Linked DNA regions of Homo sapiens: region 1 is linked to region 2. Evidence: chromatin loops called from intact Hi-C (ENCODE). Cell type or tissue: ascending aorta. All regions are shown on one strand. Links, peaks and the distances in the headings refer to the core of each region. The heading gives the core; the rest is flanking DNA. Region 1 overlaps TAFA1 (TAFA chemokine like family member 1). Region 2 overlaps TAFA1 (TAFA chemokine like family member 1).

Evidence for each region. Peaks named below come from ENCODE experiments on the same cell type or tissue, not always from the same donor. Only the 100,000 strongest peaks of a DNase experiment are listed, where the experiment ranks them.
Region 1: it touches region 2 in a loop (2.3-fold over the local background); 4 of 110 quality-filtered maps call a loop at or near these places.

Annotation. Positions count from the first base shown.
Region 1 is chr3:68,111,059-68,113,984 of GRCh38, forward strand. All of the region lies in intron 2 of TAFA1 (TAFA chemokine like family member 1), which reads left to right. Among named protein-coding and RNA genes, the nearest start is that of TAFA1, 110 kb to the left of the region's middle. In ascending aorta, for the core only: no CTCF peak of the experiment used is centred there; no DNase peak of the experiment used is centred there.
Region 2 is chr3:68,006,745-68,009,670 of GRCh38, forward strand. The region is part of intron 2 of TAFA1 (TAFA chemokine like family member 1); the gene reads left to right. Among named protein-coding and RNA genes, the nearest start is that of TAFA1, 4.0 kb to the left of the region's middle. In ascending aorta, for the core only: a CTCF peak has its summit at 1,430 (motif pointing left); a DNase peak (open chromatin) is centred at 1,164; H3K4me3 peaks cover 1,500 bases; H3K27ac peaks cover 1,161 bases.

The DNA of each region.
Region 1 (2,926 bases), core at 96-2,595, 100 kb after region 2:
CTGCCAAGCTGAAACAAAATGATAATCTTTCCTATAGAAATATAGGCTACCACTACAGATCAAATTGTTTTTTACAAGCAACATTTAAAATAAAATGTCCAAAACATAATCAAAGATAACCAGGTATATTATGCTGCTATTTCCTAGACCACATTTTGGGTAGGTGCAATCTACTAGTAGCTGACTTTTCAACCGAAATAATGGAAGCCAGAAGAACAATGAGCTGATATTTTCAATGTTCCAAAAGAAAGAAAGCTGCCAACCATGAATTCCATGCCCAATAATAATAACCTTCAAAAAGGAGGGCAAAATAAATATATATATAGATGAAGAGTGAGTGATTTTTGACAATAATACCCAAAGTAAAAACTAAAGAAAGATCTTACAAACAGAAAAAGAATGTTCCCAGAGAGAAACTTAAAGAATTAAGAAGGGATTCAGAGTAAAATGGTAAATTAATTATGAATATAAATGACATAGGCAGAATTAAAATATATAATACTTACAGCATAAACATCAGATTAATTGTGCAAAAGTGTTCTAAGTTTCTTGAAATTCTGAGGAAGAGGGTAAAAATAAAAACACTAATCAGCATTAGATTATGCTAAGCTAAGAAAATATGTTTTAATCTTTAGGATAACAAATAAAATAATTTCAAAAAGTGTATTATAATTCTTAAAAAGAATAGTAGGAATAAATAATCCATGACACACACATGAGAAAGAGAGAGAGAGAGAGAGAGAGAAGAAATGTAGGGCAGGACAAATTCTTGGTAGATTGTTAGGACATTAGTAGTATTCTTAGTAGATTGTTTACAAATACATTAATAATTGCATTAAATGCCCCAATTAAAAGCCAGTTATTTTTCAGATAGTTATTTCACTAAAAGAATAGGAAAAGATACTCCATAAAAACACTGACTGTTGGGTAATCAACGTCTGCTGCCTATTATCAGGAGTAGAAGTTCAAGCACTTCTGTCCATTGCATCTTGGTATCAGAGTCACCAATGAAAATAACACAGTGAAGCACTGGATGAAAAAAAAATGCTATACTCATATAGAGAAGAGACAGAGCAAGGCAAGCTTTAACAGTGGGCATCTGTTCCCTGTGGTCAGTGGGCCCCTCCCAACAAAACTCAAAAAAGGAATTACGGGACAGGACAATTATGAGTCCTGTCTAACTCATGAGTGTAGAAGTAGAAATTCTAAACAAATAATTAGCGAATCGAATTCAGCTATGCATCCTGCTGAATGAGCTTATTCAGAAATTCAAAGTTGTTTAATGTTTCTTAATTTTTAAGGGTAATGTGCCACATTAATGGAATAAAAGAAGAAAATCATTTCAATTAATACAGAAAAAGTGTTTGATAAAATTATTTCAGAGTTTAAAAGTTCTTACTAATCAACAAGATAATTTCTTTAATCTAATACATTATATTGGCCAAAACCATAAATAGATATTATATTTAATGGTTAAATATTGACCCCCTCCCCATTCCCTTAGAGTCTGGGACTAACAAAAGATGCCTGCTATAAACATTATTTTTTAATGTTGTATCCTTGGCCCTAGATAGTTCAGTAATGCAAGAAAAAAATAAGGATTGGCAATGAAGAAATAATACATTCATGATTGACAGATGTTAAAATAATTAATAGGTGATATTAGCAAGGTTGCTGAATAGGTAAATATAAAAATCAATTAAATTCCTCTATGCCAAAAATAAACAGAAAAAAATGAATTAAAAATACCGTTTATAATATTATCAAAATAATCAAATACTAAGAATGCAATTATAAAAGATATGGAATGTTCCTATCAATAAAATGACAAAACATTATTTAAAGAAATGAAAAAGACCTACACATAAATATATATTATATTCATAGACTGGAAGAAATTTAATCTTAAAGCTATCAATTATTCTCAAATTAATTTTTTAGATTACTTTTTACACTCAATGTCGTGTATCAGTAACTTGGCAGGTAGAATTTTAGAAATTGGTGAGCTGATTCTAAAATGTATATGGAAATACAAAGCCCTATTAATCAAGACACTCTTGAAAATCAACAATAAGCTGAGAGCAATTTTTCGCACCAGATCCCAAGATTTATTTGAACACTACAGTAACTAAGGCAGTGTTATGTTATTGTGAGGATAGGCAAAGATTGCTATAGAACAGAATGGATTTCTGCAATAAACATGTACACATAAGGACACTTGATTCAAGAGAAAGGTGGTGCTGCAGAGAAGTAGGAAAGTGATGATCTTTTCCATAAACGGTGCTGGGAAAATTGGAAATCCATATGGAAAAAGCAAACTGCACACCTGACTCACACCATTTACAAAAATCAAATCCAGGTGAATCAAATACTTACATGTGAAAGGTAATACAGTAAATGATTGAAAATAAAATATGGGAGAATATAAGCTTGGATAGAGGAAGATTTTAATAAATAGGACTCAATATTATTCATTAATGTTAATATCGACACATTTAGATACATTAAAACCTGTCTTCATTAAATGATTTCATAACGAAAATAGAAAGGTTCTCACGGCATGGAAGAAGAAATATGAAATGAAAATAATCATCAAAAGGTTTGTATAAAGACCCTATGCAAGGTTCCTACAAAGTATTAAGAAAAAAAGAAAGTCAATAGAAAAGTGGTTTGTAGATTAGTTGCAGTAGTGGCCCTGGCCATTCATTTCCTCCTTTATCCATACTTTTTGTGACTTTGCAGTAACTCTCATCAAAAGGTAGAGTCTTGTGTAATTTGCTCTGGCCAGTAAAATGCAGCAGAAGTGACAGTGTGACAGTTTGGGGTGTAGTTTTTTTTGTTTTTTTTTTTTTTTTTTTTTTTATGAGACAGAGTCTCACTCCGCCAACCAGGCTGGAGTGCAGTGGCACAATCTCGGCTCACTGCA
Region 2 (2,926 bases), core at 335-2,834:
GTAAGTCAGGAGCTGGCTCCACTGCAGCCTCCTCCAGTCTTACCACTATTTCCTTAACAGATGGTTGAATGCAAGTGACATAAAGTGCTATAGTGTGGGCAGCTTGCCTTTGAATTCCAAGACATATTGTTGGCTGGATGCTTTGGGGGAAGGGGAGTGTGCCAAAATGTCTTGGAGGTATTTCTATTAATTTCTCAGAAAAGGTGTGTTTTTCTAAGTGTCACCCCACCTGCTTCTACACACCTTGAAAAGTAGAAGTCATCTGTTTTTGGATGCTTTGGCCAATAGCAGAATATTCTGCAAAAGTTGGAATAACTTTCAATACTTGAGGATTTTACCTACTATAATCTTGGTCTGTATGTGGCTAAGAATTTTGTGGGGGCATAGTCCCCAAACTAACTTTGGAAGCAAGTTGTCAATGAAAAAGAAATTAAAAAGTAACTTACTATTTCTTGCCTGGTTTAATGTGCCTTCTTTCCTTTCTCCCTTCCTTCACTTTCTGTTCTTCCGGTATGCTCAGTGGCATTTTTCCCTCTCTTTTGGCAGTTTCAGGGACGAAGTCCCTCCCACCTGATTTTTGTTTTGTTTTGTTTTGTTTTTCCTATATTGAATTTTTAGTTCCGGACGCATTTTGCTTTCTTCCTCTTAATGTTCAAAGTATATTTCTCACCCTTCCACGGCCTCGCTCTTCATTCTGGATTTTGCTCTCCTTCTTTGCCTCTCCAGCTTTCTCATTACAGTCCCTCCCAGCTCGATTGTCCTTACCTTCCCCGGTTCTTGGAAAAATTTCCTTCCATTTTCTGTTCAGTATCAGCCTTCGCATCCTTCTACTACTCACCCCGCCTTCACCCTCCACCCCACCTCCCTCCCTCCCCTCCCTTCCTCTCTCGCGACGGTCAAGTTCGGGCTCTGGGGACCAGTTGCGCGCCCAAGTTTCTGATGCTCAGTTCTGAAGTGCTCCCAGCCCTCCACCCGCCTCTCCAAATCCCATCAATGGCCTCCTCCCCCCATCCGTCGAGCTTCCTCCTGCTGCGTAGTCCAGCGTCTACGCCCTCGCCTTTCCCTGGCTCCTCAGTCGGCCTGGACACCGATACTAGGCTCTTCTGTACAGCCCTCCAGCAATACCTTCCGGGGCCCCGCTTGCTGCCTCCTGGGGCTCAGCTTCCCTGCTGGGGGCAGGCATGTCAGAGCGCGGATGCAGCCCAGGGTCCTCCCGCGCGCCTGCACCAGGCTGCAGCGAGCGCGCAAGCCTGCTGGGTGCTGGAGCTCGGGCCGCCCCGGGAGAAGGGGTGGGGCTGGCTTGTGCTAGGGGCTGAGGCTGGGGGCTGTTTCTGGGCCCTGCCACCCTGTTTCCCCCAGCCCTGGTCTGACAGGGAAGGCGAGGGGGCGCTGGTGCCCCTGCAGGTGGGCAGGGAAACCGCCCTCTTCAGGACGCGCTTGTATTTCTGCATCCTGTGTCCTGAGCCTGGCGCGGGAACCGCCACTCAAACCCTCAGTGCAGCCGAGATGGAGGGAAAACAAAAGTGAATTTGAGATTCCCACTTTACCTCCAATCACTTAATCACAATTTGTTCTGGCACAAATGTCTTTCACTTGTTACATGGTCATAAATAATAAACAGTGCGGGACATCTGCATTCGTTGTGATGATCAAGAATAAGAATTCATAATAAAAACAACTACTACGTGTATGTTTTAGGCAGGGCTCTGAGGATTAGTTCACACTGTTCAGTTTAATCCTTATGCAAGTGGGTGTAATTTCTCCCCTTTCGCCCAGGAAACAGAAGCTCTGAAAGGTTAGGTGGCTTGTCTGAGGCCACACAGGGAATAGCTGCCATTGGAGGTCAAATCAGCACGATTCACCGCCAGAGCCTGTGTCCTCAGGAGGCGAAAATGCCTCTCGGTGCACCGAGTGACCATGCCAAATAGCTTCTTTGAGGAAGTGTGAGCCCCTTCATATAATTTTTGAAAACTTTCATTATGTCAATACTTGGTCCAATCTCAACTGCACACCCATTCTGAGAGGTGGCCATGGCAGAACTAGTGAGTGGCACGTGGTTGAGGGGGAAAGGCAGGGCTCGGGGCTGGCCACCTGAGTCTCTGTCACTTAAGGTTAGTGACATAACCTTGGGCAACTGACTTTTCTGCTCTCATTCCCCATTTATAGATATGGTGGTTGGGGGCGGGGAGAGGTGGGGTGTAAATATAATAAAAATAACTTCGAATAAGTCTTTTGTAAGCTGTAAAGTTCTTCACAAATATTGGGAATTACTGATGTCCCCCCTTAATAGACTGTAAACCCACAAGCCAGGGATGTTTGATGAATAAAGTTTTGCTGTTCACACAGCTAATAATCCACATAGCCAAGGCAACAACTCTTTTTTTTCTCTTGCTATTGTTTTGTTAACCATGTGGTACATGGCTAGAATATACTACCAATGCTATGTGTCTTATTTTACTCTGTGCGTATAATCATGAAATAGATACAGTACCGTTTGTAACAAGCTTTCACATAGTTGTCTCTCTTAATCAGTGAATATATGGAGTTTTTCATTGGGGGTTATGTATAATAAGTAAACTTATGTCTTTATAGGGCTTATTGTTAAAATACCGTAGTTTAAAACTGAGAATCACATATTAGGTTCTGGCTGAAATTAAACTCAATATTTGTTTTCTCCATTTTCTTCCTTAGAATTTGTGTATTATCAACCAATGCGTGGTTGATCTGTGCGTCAAATACCCCAAGAAACTGCAGCACTGAAACCAATTTTGACCCCAAGTGCTAATACATCTGAGACCCATTTCAGCTTTATTGTTGAAATGAAGAAACTATAAATATCCCTTCCTAGATGCAGAATGATTAAAATGATATTAAACTTAACATCCAATAGTTCTATATAATACGTTTATTCAACTTTCTTTGGTTT